Regions from separate parts of the Homo sapiens genome. Here region 1 is linked to region 2. The links are chromatin loops, found by intact Hi-C in ENCODE. Cell type or tissue: transverse colon. All regions are shown on one strand. Links, peaks and the distances in the headings refer to the core of each region. The heading gives the core; the rest is flanking DNA.

Evidence for each region. Hi-C counts contacts between places; a loop is a spot of excess contacts. Peaks named below come from ENCODE experiments on the same cell type or tissue, not always from the same donor. Only the 100,000 strongest peaks of a DNase experiment are listed, where the experiment ranks them.
Region 1: it touches region 2 in a loop (9-fold over the local background); 92 of 110 quality-filtered maps call a loop at or near these places.

The regions. Positions count from the first base shown.
Region 1 is chr1:246,490,551-246,505,711 of GRCh38, forward strand. All of the region lies in intron 1 of SMYD3 (SET and MYND domain containing 3), which reads right to left. Among named protein-coding and RNA genes, the nearest start is that of SMYD3, 9.1 kb to the right of the region's middle. In transverse colon, for the core only: a CTCF peak has its summit at 6,948 (motif pointing right); no DNase peak of the experiment used is centred there.
Region 2 is chr1:246,688,428-246,703,588 of GRCh38, forward strand. LOC102724382 (a long non-coding RNA gene) reads left to right here. Exons shown (of 3, transcript XR_949364.3): 2 at 1,726-1,787; 3 at 3,041-4,102. Among named protein-coding and RNA genes, the nearest start is that of SCCPDH, 28 kb to the right of the region's middle. RefSeq lists enhancers at 1,407-1,927, 10,624-11,053. In transverse colon, for the core only: CTCF peaks have their summits at 8,254 (motif pointing left) and 10,938 (motif pointing left); DNase peaks (open chromatin) are centred at 8,174 and 10,904; H3K4me3 peaks cover 1,193 bases; H3K27ac peaks cover 1,905 bases.

The DNA of each region.
Region 1 (15,161 bases), core at 3,758-11,757, 200 kb before region 2:
TTATATAATAATACCTAAATTCCACCGACCAATCGCTGAGGGCTGGACTCAATGGCTCACACCTATACTCCCAGCACTTTGGGAGGCCAAGGGGAGAGGACTGCTTGAGCCCAGGAGATCAGTCTGGGCAACACAGTGAGACTCTGTTTCTACAAACAATTAAAAAATTAGCCAGGTATAGTGGCAGGCACCTGTGTTCCCAGCTATTCTGGAGGCTGAGGTGGGAGGATCGTTTGAGTCTGGGAAGTCAAGGCTGCAGTGAGCCATGATCATGCCACTGCACCCCAGCCTGGGCAACAGAGTGAGACCCTGTCTCAAATTAAATAAATAAATGGTCTTTTAAAAAGATCAATCAATGAGAACTAAGTAGAGCAAGGAAAGAACACGTATTAAGTATGAGTACCTGTTATACACAAAATACTTCCACATGTTTTATCTCTTTTAATTCTGAGGATAATCTGAAGAGGCAGGGTTCAAGATTAAGAAAACAAAGTTCAGAGCTGTTAAGTAGTTTGCCCCAACTCACATAACTCATAAAGAGGATAAGACAAGGGAAAGCACCAAAGTGAGAGTAAGTATGACCGGTTCACAAGGCACTGAGACCAGTCAGACTAAAACACAGGATACACTGGGAAATAAAGCTGGCCAGAGTTGGGCCAGATTAGAAAGGACCACTAGTTATGCTTGATGAAATAAGAATCTGTCAGCCGGGCGCGGTGGATCACGCCTGTAATCCCAGCACTCTGGGAGGCCGAGGCAGGCATATTACCTAAGGTCAGGAGTTCAAGACCAGCCTGGCCAACATGGCAAAACTCCGTCTGTACTAAAAATACAAAAAAATTAGCTAAGCATGGTAGCGGACACCGGTAATTCCAGCTAGCGGGGAGGCTGAAGCAGGAGAATCGCTTGAACCCAGGAGGTGGAGGTGGCAGTGAGCCGAGATCGCACCATTGCACTCCAGCCTCGGCAACAAGAGCGAAACTTCGTCTCAAATAAAAAAAAAAAAAAAAGAGAGAGAAATAAGAATCAGTCATTAAAGGCATATTTAAGGAAGACTACTAATATGGCAACACTTCATAGAACAGATTGCAGTAGGGAGGATCTGCAAACAGATATAATCAACTAAGACACAGCTCTAGAGAGGAGCTGCCCCTGGCTGATACCATCGGTCCTCTAGAGAGGAGCTGCAGGAACTGACCGATACTATCAGGTAGGCAGGTGTTGCTCCAAGCTGGCCAGGCCCTCACAGGGAGGCACTGGTGTCCTTCTGTTGAACATACACAATTTCACAGAACATGGACCTCAGACAAGGCCACTCTGTGACCGTGATGGATCAAAACGAAAACAAGACCACTCTGTAATCATGTCTGAACGCAACTCTGTTCAACTACCGATGTGCTCCCTGGCTGGACGGCAGGAACTAAAGCTAGAGCCTGTTCTAGGATGGTGGCAGTAGGAATAGAAGAAAGAAAGCAATATAAGTGACATTTCCAAGTAAGAATAAAAAAAACTGTTAGTAGGCAATTCAAGAGAAAAAGTTGAGACTCATACATCGCTTGAGTGGATAGCATCCAACTGAAATATTATAAATCTAATCTATAATATTTAAAATCTATATTTTTATTTAATCTAGTTAAATTAGTCCATGTTTTTCAGACTGAATAAAAGATGATGACAGAAAAATATTTAGTAGGTAATTAGAGATTAAAAAATAATGATGCCTGCGTCCCACCTCCAAAGGCTCTGATTCGATCAGTACTGAGTGTAGCCTAGGCATCAGGATTTTTCCAAGCTCCCCAGGTGATTCCAGTGTGCAGCTAAAGCTAAGAACCGGTATCTCAGAGAACGCCGATGGCTCCTGACTAGGAGGAAAAAGGACAAACGATGGATAGGGTAGAAAGGGACCCAAGAAAGTACTGGGGCAAAAAGGTAAGCGAGAAACAAAAAATGGCTGAAAGACTAGACAGACGATTCCCAGACACAGCAAGAGTCATTTAAATGATGAAAGAGTCACTATTTAACAAACGATAGAAACCAGGCAAGAAGGTTAACACAGGTTTAGATGACTAGGAAACATGACCAACAAGTAAGGCCACTACTCTGCATTAGCAAAATCTTCAGCTAGGAGACTTTCAATCTATGATCCTCTGAGGATGCCTGGATAACAACTACATGTACCACTACAAATAGATGTTAACTGTGTACAGCCTGTTTCTAAATATAGAGGTGGATTCCTCCAGCCCTTTTCCTTCCTAGTGTTCCCACACTGCCACCTCGTGGGTCAGCACTGCAAGGAGCCGGTTTGAACTGGAAGGGATTTCTAACTGGCCCTGTAAATTCACAAGGCAGGTACATGGTAAAGCCTCAATTCAAGGGTTTAATCCTTATGTTTTCCTCTGTTTAATTACAGTGGAAGACAGCCTTAAGGTACATTGTTTCTTTTGTGGGTGATAAGAATTTTCTAAAGTTGATTATGGTGATATTAGTATGTACTTAATGCCACCGAAGGGTACACTTAAATAAATAAAAGGGTAAAGTTAATGTTACTTTATATCACTTTAAATAGGCAAATGGTATGGTATATGAGTTATATCTCAATAAAGCTGTTACAAAAAAAGGAGGAGGTGGCCAGGCACATTGGTCTGTAGTCCTAGCTACTGGGGGGGAGGAGAGGGGGGCTGAGGTAGGAGGATCACTTGAGGCCAGGAGTTTGAGGCCAGCCTGGACAACATAGTGAGACCTTGTCTCTCTGAAAAAATAAATAAATAAAAAGAAAGAGGAGTAGGAGGAGGCAGCTGTAGCAAATACATAAATGGTTTCTAAAACTGCAGAAAACTTAAAAAGGATGTCAGAAATCACTCAATACCTTCATTTCAAAAAGGCAAAACTGAGACTCAGATTAACTTACTTACCCTACTTACCCAGGCAGTAAAAACTAGGCCAAAAAGGGGCACTATTAACCCATTTATGGAGGTCTTCTATGGTCTCCCAATCCTGAGAAGCTTTTTCTCTTAAGCTTGATCCTCAGCAATGCTATCTTTTGCTGCCTAACTTACTACTGGGAGATCACACTCACACCAATGACTTCACAGAGCAGTAGTATCACCACTATTCCAATAGTTCAAAACCCAGCACTCACCCTTCACCACAGAGCACTACTGTCACCACTATTCCAATAGTTCCAGCTCAAAACCCAGCACTCACCCTTCACCACAGAGCAGTACTGTCACCACTATTCCAATAGTTCCAGCTCAAAACCCAGCACTCACCCTTCACCACAGAGCAGTACTGTCACCACTATTCCAATAGTTCTAGCTCAAAACCCAGCACTCACCCTTCACTGCTTCCTTGCCCTTTAATCGGTCAACAACGTGGGTGAACTCCTCAACATGTTTGGTTCCAGGCCCTCTACCAGTCCCCTAGCTCAGGCCTTCATCACTTCACATCTAGAATAACGCACATTTTCTCCTAACTGGAATCCTCATCTCCAGTCTTTCCACTTCTCTCCCTCATCACAAAATTCACCCAAATCAGGACTCCTACACAAATCTTCCATGTGCACCTCATACTGCAGCCCAAAAATCTCTATGGGCTCCTCAAGAGTTGTACCTAGAAAATAAAGTTCAAAATCTCTTAACCTCAGCAAGGCCTTCTGTATCACAGACGCTATCCCAACTTATAATCTATCATCTATACAAACAGCACTTCGCTGCAGTCATAATGGTCTACTAAACAATGTATGCACATTTCCCAATTAGTTATTCCTCCATAGTTGTTATCTCTACCACTTATTTCACTGGTATCATGACTTTTTTTTTATTCCTTTCCCAAAGGTTCTCAACTCTGGCTATGCATTAGCATTACCTGTGAAGCTTTAAACAATTATGGGACCCTTAAGGATGTTGCTCAGACATCTGGATATTTTTAAATTCCACAGGTAAATGTGTAAAATACCAATGATTCATAGATTTTAAGTAAGTCTTTTTGTAAGATGCTTAAGTTTTCACCACTAAAACTGAGCATCCAATATTAGAGTCAAAAACTCAAAAATTAAACTGCCCAGAGAAACTGTTACCTACTACCCAAGGTTTCTTGATCATTGGTACAACATAAATCTTTCCAATTAACATCTACTTTCTAACAAGACGTAAACACAGCAGCTAAAAAATGCTAACAAGGATTAAATTTTTATATACTCAAATTCATTTGTGAGAAACATCTATCATAACCATGCCAATTAAAAATTCAACATAATTCCTGTTTGTCCTACCTATGACAATTATTTAAATGTAAACAGAACATGCTAATGTCAATGTCCAGTTTAAAACTGAACATGCAGAATTATTTATAGATATTATAAGCAGTTGGACTAATCCCAGCTGTGGCAATTTTACCTTAGCCCTTGGATATAAAGGCACAGAGAAGCAGGGAGTCAGTGAAGATGGAAAAGAAAGATAGGAGCTGTCAACCCAGACTGCTCTATAATAATCTGGGGAGTATTAAAAATGTCTATGCTCTGCCGGGCGCGGTGGCTCACGCCTGTAATCCCAGCACTTTGGGAGGCCAAGGCGGGTGGATCACGAGGTCAGGAGATCGAGACCATCCTGGCTAACACGGTGAAACCCCATCTCTACTAAAAATACAAAAAATTAGCCAGGCGTGGTGGCGGGCGCCTGTAGTCCCAGCTACTCGGGAGGCTGAGGCAGGAGAATGGCATGAACCCGGGAGGCGGAGCTTGCTGTGAGCCGAGATCATGCCACTGCACTCCAGCCTGGGTGACAGAGCAAGACTCCGTCTCAAAAAAAAAAAAAAAAAAAAAAAAGGTCTATGCTCCAGCCACACTCCAGACAAATTAAATGAGAATCTCTGAGGGCAGGACCCATGCACCAGCATTTCTTAAATCTCCCCGAGTGCTTTCAATGTGTAGCCAATGTCGAGAACCAACGAGTTACAAGGGAATTTCTCAAAGGAAATCTAAAGATGAGAGCTGTTCAAAGACAAACACAAAGAGGGAAAAAGTCCCAAGAACTAGTTAGTTACTTCAGAAGTAAGTTGCTTTCTCTTATCAGTTTATGAACAATTTTTACATATTACAAATATACACTTTTTGGCCATGCGAGTGACTCACACCTGTAATCCCAGCACTTTGGGAGGCCAAGGCAGGGGGATCACTTGAGCTCAGGAGATCAAGACCAGCCTGAGTAAATGGCAAAACCCCATCTCTACCAAAAATACCAAATAAAAAAAAAAAATTAGCCAGGGGTGGTGGCACGCATCTGTGGTCCCAGCTACTCAGAGGGCGGAGGTAGGCGGCTTAGGTGGCAGAATTGCTTGAACCTGGGAGGCGAAGGCTGCAGTGAGCTCAGATCATGCCACTGTACTCCAGCCTGGGTGACAGTGAGACTTCACCTCAAAAAATAATAATAATAATAATAATATTCCTTTTTATGTTGAAATATTTTCGTCAGTTTCTTGATTTTTTGTTGTTGTTGTTGTTATTGTTTTGATATGGAGTCTCACTCTGTCGCCAGGCTGGAGTGCAGTGGCATGATCTCAACTCCCCGTAACCTCTGCCTCCCGGGTTCAAGCGATTCTCCTGCCTCAGCCTCCCAAGTGGTTGGGATTACAGGCGCACACCACCACGCCCGGCTAATTTTGTATTTTTAGTAGAGATGGGATTTCACCATGTTGGCCAGGATGGTCTCTATCTCTTGACCTCGTGATCTGCCCGTCTCAGCCTCCCAAGGTGCTGGGATTACAGGCGTGAGCCACCACGCCTGGCCAGTTTCTTGATTTTTTTCATTATAAGATGGTTCATTAACATAAGGATGTTTTTAACTTTTATATATTCAAATCTGCCCAGTCTATCAATCTATCTTATCCCCTTGTGGTTGCTCTTATTTATTTTTGCTGCAAATGCTATAAGAACAACAAAAAGAGGACTTGCTTACATTATAATTCTCAACCCAAGTAATGAATTTTAAAAATCAGTATTGGCCAGATGCGGTAGCTCATGCCTGTAGTCCCAGCACTTTGGGAGGCCGATGCAGGTGAATTGCTTGAGCCCAGGAGTTCAAGACCAGGCTGGGCAACATGGTGAAACCCCATCTCTACAAAAAATATAAAAATTAGCCGGGCATGGTGGTGCATGCCTGTGGTCCCAGCTACTCAAGGCTGAGGTAGGAGGATGACTTCAGCCAGGAGGTTGAGGCTGCAGTGAGCCAGGAGCACACCACTGCACTCCAGCCTGGGTGACAGAGTGAGACTCTGTCTCAAACAAACAAACAAAAAGATCAATATTAGCCTACTGTTATAAATGCTTTTAAATGTTTAAAACTAAACATGAATAGGCCGTGTATAAAACAGTAAACTGGCAACAAGTAAACTTTAAAAAGGAAACATTCTTGATTGTACTATATTTAAACAACTAGTAATGGCTCTGTCCATTTTCACTTTTCAAATAGTAGAATGAGATATAAAACACAAGGTTATCCCACAAGTGGCCTTTATTTTTTCTATACTAACAAGTAATTATTATGTCAAAAACTAGGGGAAAAACTCATTTACACAGAATCTTCTTGTAGTAATAAACTGTAAGGAGATCAACAAGCACAATTTTCCCTCCAGATCATACCAACTCCAAGTAAAACTACTAGTTTCAAACATAGGTTTCGACTCTTATTGTGAAAAACATGGTCATCATCAATAAGCCACTATACCATGTAAATTTCATTAGTGAGTTTTATATAGATATTTATGACAAAATTTAACTTGTTTGCCCTTTTTTGGTCTAATTCAAAATAAGAGTTAATGGCAAATGTCAGAGGCTAAGAACAGTTTGGAAAGGGGGTTCATGAAGGAGACCACTCAGAGACAGTGTTTTAGTGGCTAAAAAATAAGTTGCCTTTCTGAAAAATATTTGTATGCTTTTTACTCCATTGTCCACCAGAGGGAGCATCACATCTGATTAAGAGATAATGGGGAACTCCCAGATAGAAATGGAAAATCATCTGAAACTTGATCTACGAGGTGCTACAGATGGTAGCATATACAGTTAAATGTAAAATCAAATCAGAGAACCCCCAAAAGAATCTCAAAGTGAGTGGGAGGACAGCCTCCTAGGGAGATCTCATCTCTAAAAAAAAATTTTCTTTTAATTAGCTGGGTATGATGTTGCACGCCTGTGGTCTCAGCTGCTCAGAAAATTCTGGAGGCTGAGGAGGGAGGATCACTTGAGCCCAGGAATTCAAGGCTGCAGTGACCTATGATCAAACCACTGCATTACAGCCTGGGTAACACAGGGAGACCCCAGTCTCTAGAGGAAAAAAAAAAAGAAAAGGAAAAAACAAGAAAAATGAGCAAAAGATAAATACAGACAAATCACAAAAAGATATAAATATGGCCTTTAAACACATGAAAAGATGTTTAACTTCACCCATAATGCAATTTAAATGCAAATTAAAACTATACTAAGATCCCACTTCTCACCCATAAGCTTAGCAAAAATTCAAAAGTTCAGGCTGCAAAGCTAAGGGAAACAAGTACTCACATACATCATTAGTGGGAATGCAAAATGGTACAACCCCACATAGGTATTTACACCTTGACCCAGAAATCCCATTTTGAGGAATCTACCCTGAAGATACACCAGCAACAATATAAAAATACACACATGCAAGGTTATTCATTAGAGCAATATGCACAATTGCAAAATACTGGAAATTGCCTAAATATCCACACATAGGAAATTAGAAAGTACAGTGGATACATAAAATTGAGCATTATGGAGCTATAACGAATAAGGAAGATCTCCATGAACTGATAGTAGAGTGATTTCCAGTAGACACAAAGATAATGAAGCAAGTGCAAAACTAAGAATGGAAAATAAGAACACACATATAGGCCGGGCACAGTGGCTCACGCCTGTAATCCCAGCACTTTGGGAGGCCGAGGCGGGTGGATCACGAGGTCAGGAGATCGAGACCATCCTGGCTAATGGTGAAACCCTGTCTCTACTAAAAATACAAAAAATTAGCCAGGCGTGATGGCGGGTGCCTGTAGTCCCAGCTACTCGGGAGGCTGAGGCAGGAGAATAGTGTGAACCTGGGAGACGGAGCTGGCAGTGAGCCGAGATCGCACCACTGCACTTTAGCCTGGGCAACAGAGCAAGACTCCGTCTCAAAAAAAAAAAAAAAAAAGAACACACATATATACTTGCTTATCTTAAAAAGAAAAAATATAAGATGAACCAGACGCTACGGTCTGAATGCTTATACCCCCCAGGCTGGAGTCCAGTGGCACGATCATGGCTCACTGCAGCCTTGACCTCCTAGGCTCAAGTGATCCTCCCACCTCAGCCTCCCAAGTAACTGTGATTACAAGGGTGCACACCATCCCACCCAGATAATTTTTTGTTTTTTTTTTTAACAAGATGAAGTTTCCCTATGTTGCCCAAGGTGGTTGTGAGCTCCTGGCCTCAAATGATCCTCCCACCTCGTCCTAACAAAGCACTGGGATTACAGGTGTAAGCCACCACTTGATTAAGCCAGACTTTAGAGAGACATGAAAAAAATGTAAAGCAATGCAATTCTCATTAAATTTTCGTTGTTTTAAAAAATACACACGGGCCTATAGTCCCAGCTATTCGGGGGACTGAGGCAGGACAATCGCTTGAACCCAGGAGGCAGAGGTTGCAGTGAGCCGAGATTGTACCACTGCACTCCAGCCTGGGCAACAAAGCGAGACTCTATCTCAAAAAAAGAAAATATAGTTTGATTCCTTAAAAAATTGTTACAACATAATAAATTTACATATATGTAACAATTTTTTAAGTAACCAAACCATCAAATATACACACACACACACACACACACACATATATATATTTTTGTTATTGTTGTTTTGTTGTTGTTGGGTATTTTTTGGAGGCAGGGTCTCACTGTGTCACCCAGGCTGGAGTGCAGTGGCGCAGTCTCAGCTCACTGCAGCCTCCACCTCCCAGGTGCAAGCGATTCTCCTGCCTCAGCCTCCAAAGTAGCTTGATTACAGGCATGCACCACCACATCTGGCTAATTTTTGTATTTTTAGTAGAGACGGGGTTTCGCTACGTTGGCCAGGCTGGTCTCAAACTCCTGGGCTCATGTGATCTGCCCACCTCGGCCTCCCAAAGTGCTGGAATTACAGGTGTGAGCCACCACGCCCTGCCTTAAATTTATGTTTAAATAGGTATTTTCAAAACTTAGTTTTAATTTTTATGCAATAAATATAAATAGATAAAACCCACATAAACAAAACATCATCAGCACTCTCAATAACGTTTTTTAAATCCCTATCAAATCCATTTTGATAATTTGTAAAAGGATAAAGGGGTCCTGAGACTAAAAGGTCTGAGAACCACTGGTCTATAACACCAGCTGCCTTAAATGCCAGAGTATGTTAAGAGCAGGGGCTGGGGCTGGGGACTGTATCGCTTCTGTTGCCTGATAATGCTGGATTCTGCACTACCATCACCACAGACACTGGGCCCTGCTGCTGCTGCTGCTCCTTGGGAAACTGGTTGTTGCTGGAGAGTGATTCTCTCAACCATTCTTCTTTGTGATACTGGCTTTTATTCAAAGTCCTCAGAGAGCATCTTAGATTGACCGAACTTAGGTCACTGCCCGCACCCTAGCTGCAAGGGAGGTTGAGAAGGTATTTAGCCTTTTTGGCTTTTTCGATAGAAGGCAGACTTGGTCTACATCCCACCAATAGTCTTCCAATGAGGAAATCGGCAAACATAAACAGTCAAAACCACAAGCATTAGCCCATTGCTCTAATTCTTTCTGGGAAGGTCAGAGGCAACCTTGTGGGGAATATCACAGCTCTATCAAAGATTCTCAGTGGATCTTAGAGATGGTGGTATTACACACAGGGAAGACAAATCCAAGTACAGGAAAAAAATTGATATTCCAACTGACTCCTCCATGACAAAAAGTTCTACCATAATAACCCGACACAAGGTGGCTGGCTGGTCCTGAAGATGTGTTGCCATTTGGGGAATCAGGACCAGTTACTACTGGCAGCAAACTGGGCACTCTGTACCAGCAGAAGCCACATGGCTATCATGAGGGGAAGTCTGTATTGTTGAGTTCCAGGCACCAGCCTCTATCCCCGTCCCCATGGTTGCTCTGTTCTTGAGCCTTTTGAGCAAGCACCAGGCTGTCTGAAGAACAACTTACTGCTATCCACAAAGCAGGTCATCCTGTCTGATTAAGAACGCCCTCTGCTGTGGCATTCACATGGACCAAATGTTTTCACCAGGGCTCAGCCATAAAGCCCTTTCCCAAACCTCGTTACAGAAGAAAAGGAAGCAGTAGAAGAAACAGGAATTATGACTCCCACTTAAAAAGAAAAATGTAGTCACATCCATAAAGTCCTTTCCCAAACCACATTATTATCAATTCTTCCACCTTATTTCAAATCCTAGACCCATTAGCCACTGCCCAGGAAGTTGCAAATCCTACTTCAAGCCATCGTTCAAGGTTCTGCTCTTTGAAATGATTTTGCTAGTTGCTTGACCTTCAGGGCCTCCAAGGAAGAGTCTGTAACACTGCAGCAATTCACTTACGCCTGGTGCTAACCATATTTTACAAAATCAGCCGTAAACCCAGTAACGTCTTTTTACATTATTTTCACAGAGGTAAGTGCTTCCTTGTCTCCACTAGCCTCTTCTACTCTACTGACCCTTAAACCTTGGGTTATTTTAGCCAATGTGAGAATTCTGCCTTTGCTGAAACTATTCATGCCAATGTCTAACATTCTTAGTAACTTCATTATTTAGATAATTCAACTAACCTCAGCCTTTGGGTTTCCTGACCAAAAATCTTTTCTTACTCCCTACCTTGGCCACATTCTGCCACACCCCGTACCTGTTGTATCAAGACACACACTACTTCTAAGCATGTACATATCAAGTCAACCCATTATCTGACCACTCACCATTTCTCTGACCACATGAGGACCTCTAATCCATTGATTCGGCCACATTTCACTGGCCATCACCTTCCTTACGACCTCATTCCCTACCTGAGAAACCATGATCCACAATTACACCCTCCCTTGCCTACAACTTCAACTTCCCGTCCCCTCTCTCCGTCCATCATGCTAACCTAGCAATCCTAGGTAAATCCAGTTCTCATAGCCAAGCAGCTGGCAATTGGGAGAGAAAGGAAACATGACCCAACTAACTGTTCCCACTTTAAATAAACAAACACAAGTTTTAAGTAGACCCTCAGCACTTTTCAACAATCCTACATTTCACGAGGCAATTTATGCTTCTCTCCTAGAAGACTATTTCCAATCTCTCCTAAGGCTGAGTCACTTAGCAACCACTTCCCTAGCGGTCCTTAAACTTTTCAATCACCACTGCTGTTGCCTTTTCTGGCACCTCTTCTTCTTACCCTCATATATGAAGATGTTCCCTTCCATCTCCACCCCAGGTTCAGTCCTTGGCCAAGAGACATTCCATCATCTCACCAAACACAGTGAGTTATTACCCTTTATTGCCTGGTCACATTTACTCACACTGCAACTCAAATGCAGCTGCCTTTTTTTTTTTCTTTTTTTTTGAGACAGGGTCTCACTCTGTCACCCAGGCTGGAGTGCAGTGGCGTGATCACCACTCACTGCAACCTCCACCTCCTGGGCTCAATTGATTCTCCCACCTCAGCCTTCTGAGTAGCTGGGACTACAGGCATGCACCCAGGTAATTATTTGTATTTTTAGTAGAGACAGGGTTTTGCCATGTCGCACAGGCTCATCTTGAACTTATGGGCTCAAGCGATCCACCTGCCTCGACCTCCCAAAGTGCTGGGACTACAGGCATGAGCCACCATGCCCAGCCTGCTTTATCTTCTATAACTCATCTAATCTGTCTCCTGAATATGCGCCATTTTTTCTATAATTAATCTAATATTCCTCATGAATATCTACTCTAATAAATATCCAGGAAATTTAAAACTTGTCAAACAATATCTCAATCTCTTCCAGTTAATACTCAGACTTTGTTTAACTCCTTACCCGGGCTGGTTTAAATGGCTGCTTTCGGGTAGATTTCCCTCCAAGGTCTTATCGGACATCCTAGAAGAAATAGTGGCAAGAAGACCTTGGATCTGTGTTGTTTCTCTGGATCCTCACTGGTCTCTGCTGCAAGGAGGTAATCAGGTCCTATGGCTGAACTGGTCCCATCTCATCTTTTAGGATGTCATGCTGGCTCTCATCCCTGGAGTCTGTGATCCTGACATTCAGTCTATAGTCACACAGTCTTTTGTCATGACGCCAGCTGTTCCACCAGGCCAATAAGCTCCTCCACCTCCTTCACAGTGGTATGAGAGCATTTCAGAATCCCCTGGTACCACAAACTCAACTATCTAGCCACTTCCTTCTACCACTGCTGTGCTATAGGCCCGTGTTGGCCTATCACTAACCTGCATAACATCTCCTCTCAAGATTCCACATAAGGAGCAGAGCAAAAGGCCTTCTACTGCTGACCGTCCCCTCAACCCATTTAACATCCCCACCCTAACCCTAGAACTTTAGCCAGCCAAGAAAGATCAGAACACATATTTCTCACAATCTGTTTTCCCTACCTCTGTCCCCCCGCTGCCCACAATCCACCAGGACTGAAAGGGATGACACGTCTACTTCCAAGTCATCCTCCTTCCTCCTGGGAGGCACTAAGCCTCATTCTCAGCCTTAATGCCAGATGAGCTATTCTCTTTACCCTACAGAAGAAACTATCATTAGAGTTTGCCAGAAGTAACTCTTGATATGGAAGCTGCAGGCAACTTGGAACTTGAGAAAACCAAAGACAAACATACAGCGACTTCAAGTTCCCCAAAATATTAATCCTTGAATGATTAACATCTCCCATGTGGTAGGCCCTGGGGATATAAAAAAGATTAGACTTAGAGCACTACACTAGGGAGTGAGAAGGTTTACAAATACAATCATAACAATGGAATTTTATGTGCTGCACTCACCAAAGCAAACGGGAAATACACATAACTCATACCCAATTGTCAACCAACCTGTTCTACCTCCATCAAATTAAAAATGCATGCAACGGCAGAAGGACAATATAAGTGATTTCAGGCCGGGGACAGCGGCTCACGCCTGTAATCCCAGCACTTAAGGAGGCTGAGGCGGGTAGATCACCTGAGGTCAGGAGTTTGAGACCAGCCTGACTAACATGGTGAAACCCCATCTCTACTAAAAATACAAAAATTAGCCAGGCGTGGTCTGTAATCCAAGCTATTAAGGAGGCTGAGGCAGGAGAATCGCTTGCACCTGGGAGGCGGAGGTTGTGGTGAGCCAAGATCACACCATTGCACTCCAGCCTGGGCAACAAGAGCAAAACTCCATCTTAAAAAAAAAAAAAAAAAAAAAAAAGTGATTTCAGGTTATAATTTCATTGCCATTTACTCTTTCTACAACTTACATACTTCATTTTCTTTTCCAGGCACAACACGGAAAAACCAGAAGCCATTCCTTAATGAGAGGAAAAAGGTAAGATAAGCCATGAAGCAGGTTCACCTTTCTCCATTAACAAAAACAAGTATACAGAACTAAAGCTACTAATCAAAACAGCTCTAGAGCAAAGGAAATCATGTAAAACTTGGTAACCATTGTTTCTGGAGCCTAAGGAAGTAGAGATGTGCATCCCTTAAGGACATCATGAGGTGATTTCATTGTTGTAGGAACATCATGGTGTATCCTCACACAAACCCAGACTGTACATACAGCCTGCTACACACCTAGGCTAGCAGGTATTGTCTGTACTGCCTACTGCTCTGAGGCTATAAACCTGCACCGCGTGTTACTGTACTGAATACTGTAGGTAACTGTAAAACAATGGTAAGTATTTGTGTATCTAAATGTACCTAAACACAGAAAAAGTACAGTTAAAAAATGATATAATCATACAGGGCCACTGTCATGTATCTGGTCTTTCGCTGACCAAAATGTCGTTATGCAGTGCATGACTGTAATTATCATCAATATCTGTTTTTTTAATTCTATTTTGATTTTTCCTTTCCCATGTAACTGTTAATTGCTACAAACTAACATTTTCATTCCATACTTAATTCAGATGGAAGGCAGCAGAAGGACAGGGGCAGTTAGGAGGAAAATTCTGCCAGACATTCATACTAAAACTAAGGGCTTACTATGTGTTAGACACTGGGGCTACAAAAACTGAAAGATGCACTATTCTTAAAGACTTCACAATGGACAGTGAATAAAGAGAAACAAATTTTACTTACAAGATGACAAGTAATACAGAAACTTATCCCTCAAGGACAGGCATTCAACAGTGGCAGAAAACTGCATCAAACAATGCGCTAACATTTCCCTAACACTATTTTCAGGTTGCAGTGATTCCCAACCAGGCTCTTTGGAACACTATAACCACTAAAATGGGAGTGTTCAAACAGAGCAACTACTACCACAACACAAGTGAACTGTGTATCCTGGCAATCCAAAGTAAGTGCAAATATTTTGTGTCTGTGTAAAATACTAGTAAGTATTTGTCAGTCATTATGAAGAATCTGTTTAGCTTGTTTTGTTTAGATGCTTAGCATTTACTTATATCCCTTTTTCTATGTTTATGTTTGCTGATTTCCCCACTGGATAACTATCGGTGGGAAGTAGAGTGAGCCTGCCTTCTATCTTAAAAGCCAAAAAGGCTAAATACCGTCTCAACCTCCCTCGCGCTAGGGGTGCAGGCAGTGACCTAAGTTTAGCCAATCCAAGACACTCACTGAGGACTTTGAATAAAAGCCAGTATCACAAAGAAGAATGGTTGAGAGAATCACTCTCCAGCAACAGTGAGTTTCCCAAGGAGCAGCAGCAGCAGCAGCACCAGGGTCCAGTGTCTATGGTGTTCGTGGTACCTACTGCAGAATCCAATATTATCAGGCGACAGAAGTGATATACACCCCAGATCCCAGCCCCAGCTACTTTTGCAGTGCAATCCTAACTTGGTTCAGCCGATGCCCAGTCAAGTCTTGGCAGACTTTAAAGCAACACTGAGAACTCCCCCAAAACTCTTTCATTAAATTCCTTTTTTGCTTAAATCCCCAGTTACTGCAAACAGGAAAAATGAATGAGACTAATGAAATAGT
Region 2 (15,161 bases), core at 3,652-11,651:
AGATAGACCTTTATTTTGAACTATTATTATTATTATGATTTTAGACACAGAGTCTTGTTCTGTTGCCCAGGTTGGAGGGCAGTGGTGTGATCATAGCTCACTGCAGCCTAAAACTCTTGGACTCAGGTGATTCTCCCACCTCAGCCTACCAAGTAGCTGGGACCATAGCTGCACGCCCCCACGTCTGGCTAATTTTTTAAAATTTTTGTAGAGACAGGGTCTCCCTATGTTGTTGCTCAGGCTGATCTCAAACTCCTGGGCTCAAGCGACCCTTCCACCTCCGCCTCTCCAATTGCTGGGATTACAGGCGTGAGCCACTGCACCTGACCTTGAACTTTTTACTTAGAAATACATTCAGAGGTTTTTGGATTACTGAATAAGGGGTAAGATTGTTTTAAGGCTCTTGTTTTATTATTTTCCTTCAAAAAGACGGAACCCCTGTAATAAACTGGTGACACCAGTGATGTTTACACGTCTGTATCCAATACTTGACCAGCACTGGGTTCATTATCACCTCCATTTATGCCGGTAGGTGTAAAATGGTACATGATATAATTTTAAATTTAATTTCTTTAATAACTGGAGAGGAAGCAAGCCTTCCTACCCTGTGATTTTAAGCATCTAAAAGGAAGCTTCATGTGGTAGACTTGCTCTCATCATATCACACTGCTAAACAAGGATCTACAGCGCCTAATTCTGTTAGATTCAAATCTAAACATAACACATAGTTGATGCTAAATGTCTATTTCATTGCTTTATGGCTTCTAAAATCTGAATATTTCCCCAACGGAGAGTAATCTGAGGTATTATGCATCATATATATATATATACATTTTTTTTGCAACAATGTCTTGCTCTGTTGCCCAGGCCCTGGCGTGCAGTGGCACTACCATAGCTCACTGCAGCCTCCATCTCCTGGGCTGAAGCTGTCCTCTTGCCTCAGCCTCTCAAGTAGCTGGGACTACAGGCATGTACCACCAGGACTGGCAATTTTCTTAATTTTTATTTTTCATAGAGACATCTCACTATGTTGCCCAGGCTGGTCTCTAACTCCTGGGTGCAAGTGATTCTCCTGCATGGCCTCCCAAAGTGCTGGGATTACAGGCGTGAGCTGCCACGCCCAGACCAGTTTTTCCATCTTGGACTCTCAGCTCCAAATTCCCCCTTTTGGACTACTCTGTGAAAATGGATCTGGACCTTTAAATATTTTTTTCCCGGGCTAGCTAGCACTGAAATCTTGCCAGTAGAGGGTGATAGAGAGACACGGGAGAAGGAGAAGAGGTTGACTTGCCTCTGGGTTCCAGGGTGCTCACTGGGTGGTTCCCCCAGTGCCCCGCTCCTACAGTGACTGCAGCCAGCAGCACCCAGGAGACGGAACCTCCCCGCCCAGCCCGGCGCCCGCCAGCCCTGGTGCCGTTTTTATAGCAGCATGCCTCTAGCAATCAAGACACCTGGCACCTCGGAGGGCCGACTTCCAGAAGGATTTGCCACAGGGCACCACAACAACTTCTCTGCCATTCAGAGTCACAGCTGCACAGGTCTGGATCTCCGCCTGGGGCCGGCGTGGGGGCTCTCTCAGTCCTGGGGCTGGTTCACTGGAGTTTTCTTTCTTTGTTACTAGCCAGCCCCTCATGGCTGTAATCCCTTGCTCTAGTAAATAATTCTTTATATTGAATTTTCTCTGTTCAAATTACTACGTGATTTCTCTCTCCGGACTGGACTCAGACTGATACAAGTATGGACCCCCTAGAAGGAACAACAAATGGAGCTGCCGTCTATATACACACGTGAGATGGAATTCGTGTTTTAGATCCTTTCCAACACCTGGCTGTCTCAGAGGGCGGAGGACACGGGTCCCACCTCACACGTGGCAGCCGGCCCTGGCGCAGGCACCTGTTCCCAGCTGAGGCAATCAGAACCCACCTGGGATTTTTTTTCATCCTCGAAGCCAACTTCTCTCCCTTAAACTAAAGCAGAAAGAGTGTGAGGATGTGACTTCAGAACTGCCTGCTCCATCCCTTGCCCAGGGGGAGGCTTAGAGTCTGATGGGGCTGGGCACCGTGGCTCATGCCTATAATCCTAGCACTTTGGGAGGCTGAGGCGGGCAGATTGCTTGAGCCCAGGTATTTGAGACCACCCTGGGCAACATGGTGAAGTCCTGTCTCTACAAAATATATGAAAAATTAGCCAAGCGTGGTAGTGCGTGCCTGTAGTCCCAGCTTCTCAGGAGGTTGAGGTGGACGGATGGCTTGAGCCCGAGAGGCGGAGGTTGCAGTGAGCATGCCGTGGCACTCCAGCCTGGGCGACAGAGCAAGAGTGTGATGGACTCGAAGATGAGAGATGGCAAAACAGAGAGAGACTCCTAATGTCATCTCCCACCCTTTTAATGAGACAGGATCTGCCTCTGTCACCCAAGCTGGAGTGCAGTGGCACAATCACAGCTCACTGCAGCCTCAACCTCCTGGGTCAAGTGATCCTCCTGCCTCAGCCTCCCAAGTAGCTGGGACTACAGGCATGTGCCACCATGCCTAGCTAATTTTTTAAATTTTTTTAGAGATGGGGGTCTCACTGTCACTCAGACTGGAGTGCAGTGGTGTGATCATAGTTTACTGCAACCTCAACTTCCTGGACTCAAGTGATCCTCCCACCTCAGCCTCCTGAGTAGCTGGGACTATAGGCATGTACCACCGCACCTGGCTTATTTTTTAATTTTTGGTGGAGAAGGAGTCTCCCTTTGTTACCCAGGCTGGTCTCCAACTCCTGGGCTCAAGTGATCCTCCTGCCTCAGCCTCCCAAAGTGCTGGAATTACAGGCATGAGCCACCACGCCCAGCCCAAGGCCGTCTTTGTGTTTCCAAATATTTTCAGACCAGTTTCGGTCTTTCCCCACCTATATTGTGGGGGAAAAAAAAGTAAAATGAAAAAATAAATTTTAAAATTAGAATTAAATGAAAAAACTAAAAAGTAAAAAAAGGGTATTCAATATCACATTGATAATTTACTCAATAATGAATCTTTTTATTTTTTCTTACCTAACCTAGGTCGATTTAGGTCTCTGTCTCTGGCAACTGAAAAGAGACCCAACAAAACATCTTACAGAGCACCAGGGCCAATTCTTGATGCGTCGTTAGATTCTGTGTAGCCAGAAAGCAGAAACAGAAACATATCCAAGCCAGGCGGAGGAAAAACTTTGAGGCCTGTTTATCCAGGTTCAAGACAATTTCTATTTAAAAAAAAAAAAAAGAAAAAAAGAGAGAAAAAAAAAGCTCATAACAGAATAAGTTCAGCTTCTCCTGAGTGTCAGAGCTAAGATCTAACGCCTCTGCTGGTTTCCATGACAACCACCAGCAGCTACAATCATGCCGAACCAAGAACCAGAGGATTCAGTAACTTTACCTTGATTCTGTGGCCAGATTATTGCCAATTTTAAAAGGAAATGCATAGTGAGCCCCTGTCTCTGTTGTGTCTTCAGTTGTCCCTTGAAATCTGGATATCTTGACAAGAGGCCAGGGCCTATCCTATCTCATCTCCCCAAGCTAGTGTCCTTCCCAGATGAATTTCTTCTGGCGCTGGTGAGATTACTTGGTGACCTAGTTCCGACTACACAAGTTATGCTGTCGTGATTGCTGGGGGTAATTGCTCAAAATAGCTCTCTGATTTGTTTCATAAACAGGCTCTGTGGCAGGCTCATGTCGTTTTTTCCCCAAAGAAGAGATTCCAGAGACGAGGCCTTCACTGAGAGCTTGCTCCTCTACCTCCTGTGGGTTTCAGGGCTGGGACGGGGGACACAGAGAATCTGTCTCTCGCGAATGCCAAGTTGAGGTCCTAGCCTGGCTAGGAACTCTTGCATTCCCCTTGCCTCGCTGTAGCCTCCCCTGGGAACAGACCTTCCAGGAGGGTCGCACCGAGTGATGAGACTGTTGCATGAGGCTCTGCAGTGCTTGGACACAGAACTGCACTGCGGCCTTCCAGATGCTCAGCTGGAAAACCCCTGAGAACCTGAGGCTTTTCTACAGCACATTAGAGCTTATGACTGGAGAGTGTCTACCGCCTGAGGGCAGGGATGAGATTTTACCTATCCTATTCACCTGCTTAGGTGCCCACTTCATCCTAGACTCCCTTCTTTTCCCTCCCTCCCTTCCTCCCTCCCTCCCTCCCTCCCTTCCTCCCTCCCTCCCTTCCTTCCTCCTTCCCTCCCTCCCTCCCTTCCTTCCTCCCTCCCTCCCTCCCTCCCTCCCTTCCTCCCTCCCTCCCTCCCTTACTCCCTCCCTCCCTCCCTCCCTCCCTTACTCCCTCCCTCCCTCCCTCCCTTCCTCCCTCCTTCCCTCCCTCCCTCCCTCCCTTCCTTCCTTCTCTTTCTTGCTTGCTTGTTTGCTTGCTTGCTTGCTTCAGGGTCTCACTCTGTCACTCAGGATGGAGTACAATGGTGCAAACACAGCTCACTGCAACCTCGGCCTCCTGGGCTCAGGTGATCCTCCTACCTCAGCCTCCCAAGTAGCTGGGATTACAGGTGTGTGCCACCAACACTTGGCTAATTTTTTCTATATTTTGTAGAGATGAGGTCTCACTATGTTGCCCAGCTGGTTTCAGACTCCTGGGCTCAAACAATCCTTCCTCCTTGGCCTTCCAAAGTGTTAGATTACAGGTGTGAGCCACCTTGCCCAGCCTTTGATACACTTCTTGATTGAAGGAAGAGAGCCAACTTTTATTGAGTACCTATTATGTGCCTGGTGCTTGCATGCATGTCATTACTTTGGAGGCAGTATTGCAGAGTGCTCACAGGCAAGAACTCCAGTATCAGAAAGACCTGGACTTAAATCTCAGTTCTCCCACTTACAGTACTAGCTGTGGAAACTTCACTTGTTACTTAACTTTCCTGAGCCTCAGTTTTCTCATCTGTAAAGTGGGAATAATAATAAATCACCTCGTCAGGTTGTTATGAAGATTAAATGAGATCATGTGTATAAAGCACACAGTAAACATTCAATAAAGTTAGCTATTATTATTCCAGTTATTAGCAGCCACAAGATATAGGACATTGTTATACAGGAAGTTTAAATCTTGAAAAGGAAAAGTTCTAGAATGTATAAGCCTGAATATAGCATCTCCTCAAATACTGTTTGGATCAGTGAAAATGCTATTGCCCATGGTGACTCACACCTGTAATCCCAGCACTTTGGGAGGCCGAGGTGAAAGGATCACTTGAGGCCAGGAATTGGAGACAAGTCTGGGCAATATAGCAAGACCCTGCCCCTACCAAAAATTAAAAAATTAGCCAGGTGCCATGGTGCACACCCGTAGTCCTAGCTACTTGGGAGGTTGAGGTGGAAGTATCACTTGAGCCTGGGAGGTCAAGGCTTCAGTGAGCTGTGATCATACCACTGCACTCCAGCGTGAGTGACAGAGCAAGACCCTGTCTCTAAGAGAAAACTAGAAAGTGCCATAGTCTGAGTTGTTGTGGGAAGTCCGGGACTCCGAACGGAGGGACCGGCTGGAGCCGCAGCAGAGGAACATGAATTGTGAAGATTTCATGGACATTTATCAGTTCCCAAATAATACTTTTATAATTTCTTATGCCTGCCTTTACTTTAATCTCTTAATCCTATTATCTTTGTAAGCTGAGGATGTACATCACCACAGGACCACTGTGATAACTGTGTTAACTGTACAAATTGATTGTAAAACATGTGTTTGAACAAATATGAAATCAGTGCACCTTGAAAAAGAACAGAATAACAGTGATTTTTAGGGAACAAGGGAAGACAATCATAAGGTCTGACTGCCTGCAGTGTCGGGCAAAAAAGAGCCATATTTTTCTTCTTGCAAGTAGGAGAGATATCACTAAATTCTTTTCCTAGCAAAGAATGTTAACATTAATACCCTGGGAAAGGAACGCATTCCTGGGGGGAGGTCTATAAACGGCTGCTCTGGGAATGTCTGCCTTATGCGGTTGAGGAAAGGACTGAGATATATACCCTGGTCTCCTGCAGTACCCTCAGGCTTATTAGGGTGGGGAAAAACTCCGCCCTGGTAAATTTGTGGTCGGACTGGTTCTCTGCTCTCGAACCCTGTTTTCTGTTGTTTAAGATGTTTATCAAGACAATACATGCATCGCTGAATATAGACCCTTAACAGTAGTTCTGCTTTTGCCCTTTGCCTTGGGATCTTTGTTGGACCCTTATCAGTAGTTCTGCTTTGCCTTTTGTCCTGTTCCCTCAGAAGCATGTGATCTTTGTTCTGCTTTTTGCCCTTTGAAGCATGTGATCTTTGTACCTACTCTCTGTTCTTACACCCCTTCCCCTTTTGAAACCCTTAATAAAAAACTTGCTGGTTTGAGGCTCAGGTGGGCATCACGGTGATATGTGATATCACCCCCAGCGGCCCAGCTATAAAATTCCTCTCTTTGTACTCTTTCTCTTTATTTCTCAGCAGTCTGACACTTATAGAAAATAGAAAGAACCTACATTGATATATTGTGGGTGGGTTCCCCCGATATCAGTGAACTGCCCTTGGTGCTCGGCTGGAGACTGTATATTCCGTGCTTACCATGTGCTGGGCATGGTGCTTGGCTGGAGACTGTATATTCCATGCTTACTGTGTGCTGGGCATGGTGCTCGGCAACATGGTCCATGACCTTATGAAGTTTAAAATCTTGTTGCGGAGACAAGGCCAACAAACATAACATTAATCAGCAAATCAAGGCAGGACGCATTGCTGAACTCTACTTCTGGTAGCAAGTGCTACATGAGTTAAGAGGGAAAAGTAATAACTCAGCACCCGTTATGCTCTAGCTCCTGGATTGGAAACACCACCTTATTTAAGTTTTCATTAATTCTATAAGGTAGACTGGGTGTAGTCATGTAAGGCATGAAGAAACTCTGACTCAGCGAGGTTCAGTGACTTCCCAAGGACACACAATTACTAAGTGGCTGAGTCGGAACTTGAGCACAGCCTCCTGGCTCTGAAACCCTGCCAGAATACATTCTCCCAAATCAAAGCAAGTATCATCAATTTTGTTTTATTTTCTTTCTTTTTGTTGTTGTTGTTTTGTTTTGTTTTGTTTTTTTGAGACAGGGTCTTTCTCTGTTGCCCAGACTGGAGTGCAGTGGTGCAATCATAGCTTACTGCAGCTGTGAACTCCTGGGCTTAAGCGATCCTCCCACCTCAGCCTCCCGAGTACTTGGGACCACAGGTGTGCACCACCACGCCCGGCTAATTTTTCAAAATTTTTTCATAGAGATGGGGTCTCACTGTATTGCCCAAGCTGGTCTCAGACTCCTGGCCTTGAGGGATTCTCCTGCCTCAGTGTCTCAAAGTGCTGGGATGACAGACATAAGCCACCATGCCCAGCCCATCAATCTCATTTTCTACAAGAGGAAGCAGGAGGTCAGCGAGGTAAGGGACTTGTCAGAGGCACGGAAATAGTAGCGGGCTGAGCTGGGGTTTGGGTGCAGGCCTGTCCATCTCATGATCTCATGATCGAGGATGCCTCTTACAGCCTGTCATGGGTACCCTTCCTTCTACCAGGCGAGGGACCTGGCAGTGCTGCATTGAGTCTCTGGAGCTCATTTGACAGATAAAGAAACTGAGGCCTCCAGAGAGGCTTTTTCTAGTCTAGCCTCCTCACTGTCAGTCACACCCATTTGCCTTGGCTTGGCTGCCCCACACCTGCCAGGCTCCCTCTGCACCCGCGCCCCCTATATTCAAGCTCACCTACAAAACCCACCTGTTCCTCAAGACCTGGGCTGTCGCAGCCTCTCCAGCTCCACTTGGGGACCTGGGAGCTCCTGAAAACGTGTTTTCTTGGTTTTGTTTTTGTCTTATTTTGTTTTGCTTTGAGATAGAGTCTCGCTCTGTCGCCCAGGCTGGAGTGCAGTGGCGCGATCTCGGCTCACTGCAGCCTCCACCTCCCGGGTTGAAGCGATTCTCCTGCCTCAGCCTCCTCAGTAGGTCTCAGTAGCTGGGATTACAGGCGTGCGTCACCCGCCCGGGAGCGTGTTTTTAAGTGTTCAGGTACTATAGCAATGAACATGGATCATTGTCCATTTCTTGGCTCCTGGTAGCACTCAGTCAATGTTTGCTGAAGTGATGGGAAAATCAATGAATAAGCCACAGCACCGGCAGCCAGGACAGGATCCTGCTGAGGACTCAGACCAGGGGCGCCGCCTCTTGCTCGCAGCGCAGGGGAACGAGCCTCACCTTTGACCTTGTCTCAGCAGCGCCACCTCGTGGTTTCCAAAAGGAACAGCATCATGCTGGGCGCAGGGGCCCTGCCCTGCGGTGACTGAAAGGCGTGTGTGTGTGTGTGTGTGTGTGTGTGTGTGTGTGTGTGTGTAGGCGTGTGTGTGTGTGTGTGTGTGTGTGTGTGTGTGTCTGTGTGTGTGTGGTGAGGAGGGCCCTGCGCCTTGCCTGTCAGCTTTATGGAGGTGCCCCAGCTCGCTGGAGGAAAAGAATGCTGACCAGTGGCCCGAAAGGATTTTCCCGAATCCACTGGGAATGGGAAGGATCCTGTCAAAAATCCAAAGGGAAATGATACAACCAGGAAGCCTTGGTGCCCTTACAGGAACAGACAAGCCCCTTTCCCACGCTGTCATGTGGCATGAGGACACTCTCACAACCACAGTCACACACCCGGGAGCCCTGCCTGGCTTCAGCTGCCCGACATCCCTCGGGAGTCAGAGCAGAGGCGCACACGGAGGGCTCCGGCCTCCAGAGCGTGGCCCAGCGGCCGCAGGGGAAGGGGCAGAAATAAGCCACCTTCTCTCCAGAACGCTGAGCAGCTCAGGAAGCCGCTCGGGAAAGCACCTCTCTGATCCAGCCCCGAAGGCAGTGCCTTCTTTCTGCCCCTGCTGGGTCAAGGTTTTCTCAGCCACACCCTAATCCAATCGGTATTCGCAATCCAACTATCACATGTTTGTTAGGGGTTTTTTGTTGTTGGTTTAAATCTTTCTTTTTTTTTTTTTTTTAAGAGATGAGGTCGGCCGGGCGCCATGGCTCATGCCTGTAATCCCAGCACTTTGGGAGGCTGAGGTGGACGGATCACAAGGTCAGGAGTTGGAGACCAGCCTGGCCAGTATGGTGAAACCCCATTTCTACTAAAAATACAAAAATTAGCCGGGCGTGGTGGTGCACACCTGTAGTCCCAACTACTCGGGAGGCTAAGGCAGGAGAATCGCTTGAACCCAGGAGGCAGAGGTTGCAGTGAACCGAGATCACGCCACTGCACTCCAACCTGGGTGACAGAGAGACTCCATCTGAAAAAAAAAAAAAAAAGAGAGAGAGAGATGAGGTCTCGCTCTGTCCCCCAGGCTGCAGTGCGCTGGTACAATCACTGCAGCCTCGAGCTCCTGGCCTATGTGATCCTCCCGCCTCAGCCTCCTGAGTACCTGGGACCACAGGCACTGCCACCATGCCTGGCTCTCTTATCCTTATTTAATTCCTGTAAACAAATAGATATCAGCAGTCTAATTTGGATGGCTTTGGTCTCAAGAGAGCTAGTAAATGTGTTTGATAGTGCTTACCCAGATATTCCCACTGAACATCAGTTTCCCTGCCTTGATTCTAGCGTGCATTCCTGGGGAGACAGAGGACGTTGCAGTAAACCGGTCTGGTAGAATTGTGTGAGCCAAGGAGGATGGCAGTCCCACTCGTCACTGTGCCTACCTACATGATGCTCCTGCTGGGTGTTCAGAACTCATTCTTACCCAAAGGGCTAGATGATGGTGCAAACATTTCTTTCTTTCTTCCTTTTTTTGAGACGGACTCTTGCTCTGTCACCCAGGCATGATCTTGGCTCACTGCATCCTCTGCCTCCTGGGTTCAGGCAATTCTCCTGCCTCAGCCTCCTGAGTAGCTGGAATTACAAGCGTGTGCCACCATGCCCGGCTAAATTTTGTATTTTTTGTAGAGACGGGGTTTCACCACGTTGGCCAGGCTGGTCTCAAACTTCTTGCCTCGAGTGATCCTCCTGCCTCGGCCTCCCAATGTGCTGGGATTACAGGCGTGAGCCACCGCGCCGGCTGCAAATATTTCTTTACTGATTCCTTAGGTAACCCTTCACCTGTGCTTAGACCACCAAGGGTGGGCACCAGGAAACCCCATCTTCCTTTCCCACTCATTCAGTCTCCACTCTCCCAGCTTCCCTCCCACAGCCTTCTGTGTTTCATTTGCCTTGGACCCACAGATACCTCAGGGAGGAGCACCACGAAGGCAAACCAACCTCTTTCATATCAACATCCATTGCCACCTGTTAGTAAGTGTCAAATGGTGTTCTGCATGCTAGAAGATCTCCCTCCCACGGGGTGCCTGTGAGCCTCCTGCTATAGGAGACAGAATTCTGTATGGCCCATCCAGGGAGGAGCAACCGAAGGAAAAACAGCAACTGTGGTTCTCTGTGCCTATATTGGATTATGTCCCATAGATGCCCCTTACATCTTCTAATGAGGGAGTGGCTAGTGGGGCTCCTATTTGCTAGATGTTTCTGCTGCTGGGCTAAAAACCGCTTAGGTGGCCGGGCGGGGTGGCTCACGCCTCTAATCCCTGCACTTTGGGAGCCGAAGTGGGAGGATTACTTGAGTTTAGGAGTTTGAGACCAGCCTGGGCAACATAGTGAGACCCCCATCTCTACAAAATGAATAAGTAGAGTTTAAATTAAAAAGAGAAAAAGAAACATGCTTAATCTACTTCTGAGAATGATCTCAGGAAGAGAGTGAAACAGATGGGCTCGGTCTCCTGAGGGAGACAAACAGGGCTTCAAGCAGGGCTTAGGCTGGGGACGCTGTGTGGAGCAGAGTCACTGGCTATTTATAGCCCAAACAGTAAGAAGAGTCGTTATGAAAATGCCCAGAGGTGCTTTGATCCGGGAAGTACACAAGCCAATCAAAATACGCCGCCTTCGGGCAAGAGGAGCCGGAGAGCGCCATCTAGTGACCCCACAAGTTCCCTTCCTGAAGGAAGTATTCAGTCCGGAGAAACCAAGACCCACCTCACAGCGAGGACCAGAGAGACACCTTGGTAAGAGGCCCTGGAAACGAAACACAAAGCGAGGAAGGACAGTGCACGGGCCTCAGACGCGAAAAACAGGGGTCGGAGTGCCCATCCTACAGGTTGTTTGATAATTAAATGAGATATTTCCTTTTTATATGAAATGTTTTATGTTCATAAAGATGACAACTAAATAATCTTCATTAACTTAGGAATCCAGCCCTTACTATGTGACACAGTGTGTGCCAATGTATTTATCATTTTGTTTTATGAGTTGTATCTTTTTTTTTTTTTTTTTTGAGACAGGGTCTCACTTTGTCACCGAGGCTGGAGTGCAGTGACACAATCTCGGCTCACTGCAACCTCTACTTCCCAGGCTCAAGTGATTCTCCTGCCTCAGCCTCCTGAGTAGCTGGGACTACAGGCGTGCGCCACCACGCCCAGTTGATTTTTTGTATTTGTTTTGTTTTGTTTTGTTTTGTTTTAGTAGATATGGGGTTTTGCCGTGTTGGCCAGGCTTGTCTCGAACTCCTGAGCTCAGGTGATCTGCCTGCCTCGGCCTCCAAAGTGCTGGGATTACAGGCGTGAACCACGGCGTCTGGCCAACTTGTATCATTTTTGTTATTATAGAATATTTATTTGAAATGTTCTAGTTTGCAGTAATTTGTGGGAGTTTTGTTCTTACTAGGACTTAGGAAAGATATTGCATAAACCACTGCTATTGGGTTCACAGAAAATATAGGAAAAAAAGAATAACAACTATTTTGGGGTTTTTTTGGTTGGGGGTGGTTTGAGACAGGGTCTTGTCGTCGCCCAGGCTGGGGTGCCGTGGCGCCATCACGGCACTCAAACTCCTGGGCTCACTGCAACCTCAAACTCCTGGGCTCAATCAATCTTCCCACCTTAGCCTCCTGAGTAGCTGGGACCGCAGGTGCCTGCCACCACGTCTGGCTAATTTATTTATTTTTGTAGAGATGGGGTTTCACCATGTTGCTCAGGCTGGTCTCAAACTCCTGGGCTCAAGTAATTCTCCCACCTTGGCCTCTCAAAGTGCTGGAATTACTGGCATAAGCCACTGCACCTGGCTCAATAAGAACTATTATGGAAATGACATTTACATTTGTATATGTGCCAGATGTATATGAAATAGAATGAAAAAAGGCCCAAACCCAGCATAACGCACCGTTTCCTGGAATATTAATACATGCCAGGCAGCCTAAAGGTATGTCTCGTGGCAAGCCTGGGTCTGGATGAAACAAAACCTGGATTCCTCACAGTTCTGCATAGATTCTTGGAAGGCAGAGATGAGAGTCACTATCAGGCAACCAAAATATAGTTTTCTCTTATGACTTCGAGTCACCTCACTTATGGAATTTGGAAACTTACATGTGCAGATGACAGTTGGCAACAGCAGAGTGTGTCTCACAGCTAGATGTGGGTGTGTAATTAGCTGGAGGCCATACATGATTAAATCAATATGTTTCATTAGATGTCACATGTTAATCCTCCTTACTCATTTTGAGAATATTTTAATTTTCATAATAAATTATTCTGATTATAGCCGGGTGCGGTGGCTCATGCCTGTAATCCCAGCACTTTGGGAGGCTGAGGCGGGTGGATCACGAGGTCAGGAGATCAAGACCATCCTGGCTAACATGGTGAAACCCCGTCTCTACTAAATGTACAAAAAATTAGCCGGGTGTGGTGGCCGGCGCCTGTAGTCCCAGCTACTTGGGAGGCTGAGGCAGGAGAATGGCGTGAACCCGGGAGACGGAGCTTGCAGTGAGCCGAGATTGCACCACTGCACTCCAGCCTGGGCAACAGAGCGAGATTCTGTCTCAAAAAAAAAAAAAAGAGGATATCCAAATGACCAAAAGACATAAGAAAATGTGATCTATATCATTAGTTACCAGGTAAACACACATTAAAAGTGCAATGAAATATCATTACATAACAACTCAAAAATTAAAAGGATGGGGAATACCAAGTGTTGATGATGTTAGGGAGCAACTGGAACTTTCTCTCATCAGTTACTAGTTGAAGTGTTAACCGAAGCAGCCACTTTTGAAAACTGCTTAGCAGGATCTACCAGAGCTAAACATACACCTACCCTTTACTCTGGCAATTTCACTCCTAGGTATAAATCCAAGAGAAATGAGTACACTTGAGTAGTAAGCCTTGTGTATGAGAAAGTTCAGAGCAGCCTTATTCATAATAGTAAAGCTAGAAGTGTCCCAATTAGCTATCAGCAGCAGAATAAAAACTAAACTGCTCACACGTGTAATCCCAGCACTTTGGGAGGCCGAGGCGGGTGGATCACAAGGTCAGGAGATCAAGACCATCCTGGCCAACATAGTGAAACCCCATCTCTACTAAAGATACAAAAAAAAAATTAGTCGGGCGTGGTGGCGGGCGCCTGTAGTCCCAGCTACTTGGGAGGCTGAGGCAGGAGGATGGCGTGAACCCAGGAGGCGGAGCTTGCAGTGAGCCGAGATCGCACCACTGCACTCCAGCCTGGGCGACAGAGCAAGACTCTGTCTCAAAAAAAAAAACAAAAATCAAAAAACAAAAAGCAAACAAACAAAAAACTAAACTGGCCAGGCACAGTGGCTCATGCCTATACTCCGACCAATTTGGGAGGCCAAAGTGGGTGGATAACTTGAGGTCAGGAGTTTGAGACCAGCCTGGCCAACATGGTGAAACCCCATCTCTACCAAAAATACAAAAATAAGTTGAGTGTGGTGGTGCATACCTGTAGTCCCAGCTACTCGGGAGGCTGAGGCAGGAAAATCACTTGAACCCGGGAGGCGGAGATTGCAGTGAGCTAAGATTGCGCCATTGCACTCCAGCCGGGGAAACAGAGTGAGACTCCATCTCACAAAGAAAAAAAAAAAGGAAAAAAAGAATAAAAATTTAACTAAAAACTATATTCATATGGCATAGTGTTATACAGCAATAAAAATAAGGAATTACTGATATATGCAGCAATATGGATGAATCTTAGACATTATGCTGAATGAAAGAAACCAGATACAAAAAGAGTGCATACCAAATGATTCCTTTCTTTTCTTGAGACAGAGTCTCGCTCTGTTGCCCAGGCTGGAGTGCAGTGGCACGATCTTGGCTCACTGCGAGCTCCGCCTCCCAGGTTCAAGTGATTCTCCTGCCTCAGCCTCCCGAGTAGCTGGGATTACAGGGATGTGCCACCTCACCTGGCTAATTTTTGTATCTTTAGTAGAGATGGGGTTTCACCACGTTGGCCAGGCTGGTCTCAAACTCCCGACTTTAGGTGATCCACTCACCTCGGCCTCCCAAAGTGCTGGGATTACAGGTGTGAGCCACTGCACCTGGCTGAATGATTCCTTTTATATGAAGTTCAATAAATCAGAATAGTGGTTACCCCTGGAGAGGATGGTGCTGAATGAAAAGGAGTACAGGGAAATCCTCTGGTGCTGGGAACATCCTGTATCTTGATCTGAGTGGTGGTTGCAGGGTGCGTATATATATTAAAATTCAATGATTTCTACATTTCAGGGTAATGTATTTTAAAACTTTATTATATTTATTTTATACCTCAATAAAGAAGAAAAAAAGAATACAGATGCTAACTTGAAGGGAATACTAGTGGCCAAAGATGGGACAATTTGAATATCAAGAAAAATTTTGACTGTGATGTATTGAAACATATTAAACAAATAAAAACCCATTAGTTTATAATGATTCTAAAAATATTACTTGATCTGTTATCATCTTGAAAATTGGTAAAAAGAAAAAATCAGGTATTTTTTCCTGTTTTTCCTTAGCAGTAATATTTCAGAGTAAACAAATAGTTGATGAAGAAATTATTTTCCCAACTTCCAGCTGATAAATACAGAAGGAACAATAGAATTAGAAAACTGCTGGCTGGGTGCGGTGGCTCACACCTGTAATCCCAGCACTTTGGGAGGCTGAGGTGGGTGGATCACCTGAGGTCAGGTATTCGAGACCAGCCTGGCCAACATGGTGAAACCCCATCTCTACTGAAAATACAAAAATTAGCTGGGCATGGTGGCACGCGCCTGTAATCCCAGCTACTCAGGAGGCTGAGGCAGAAGAATCGTTTGAACCCGGGAGGCAGAGGTTGTAGCGTAGCAAGCCGAGATCACGCCACTGCACTCCAGCCTGGGCAACAGAGCGAGA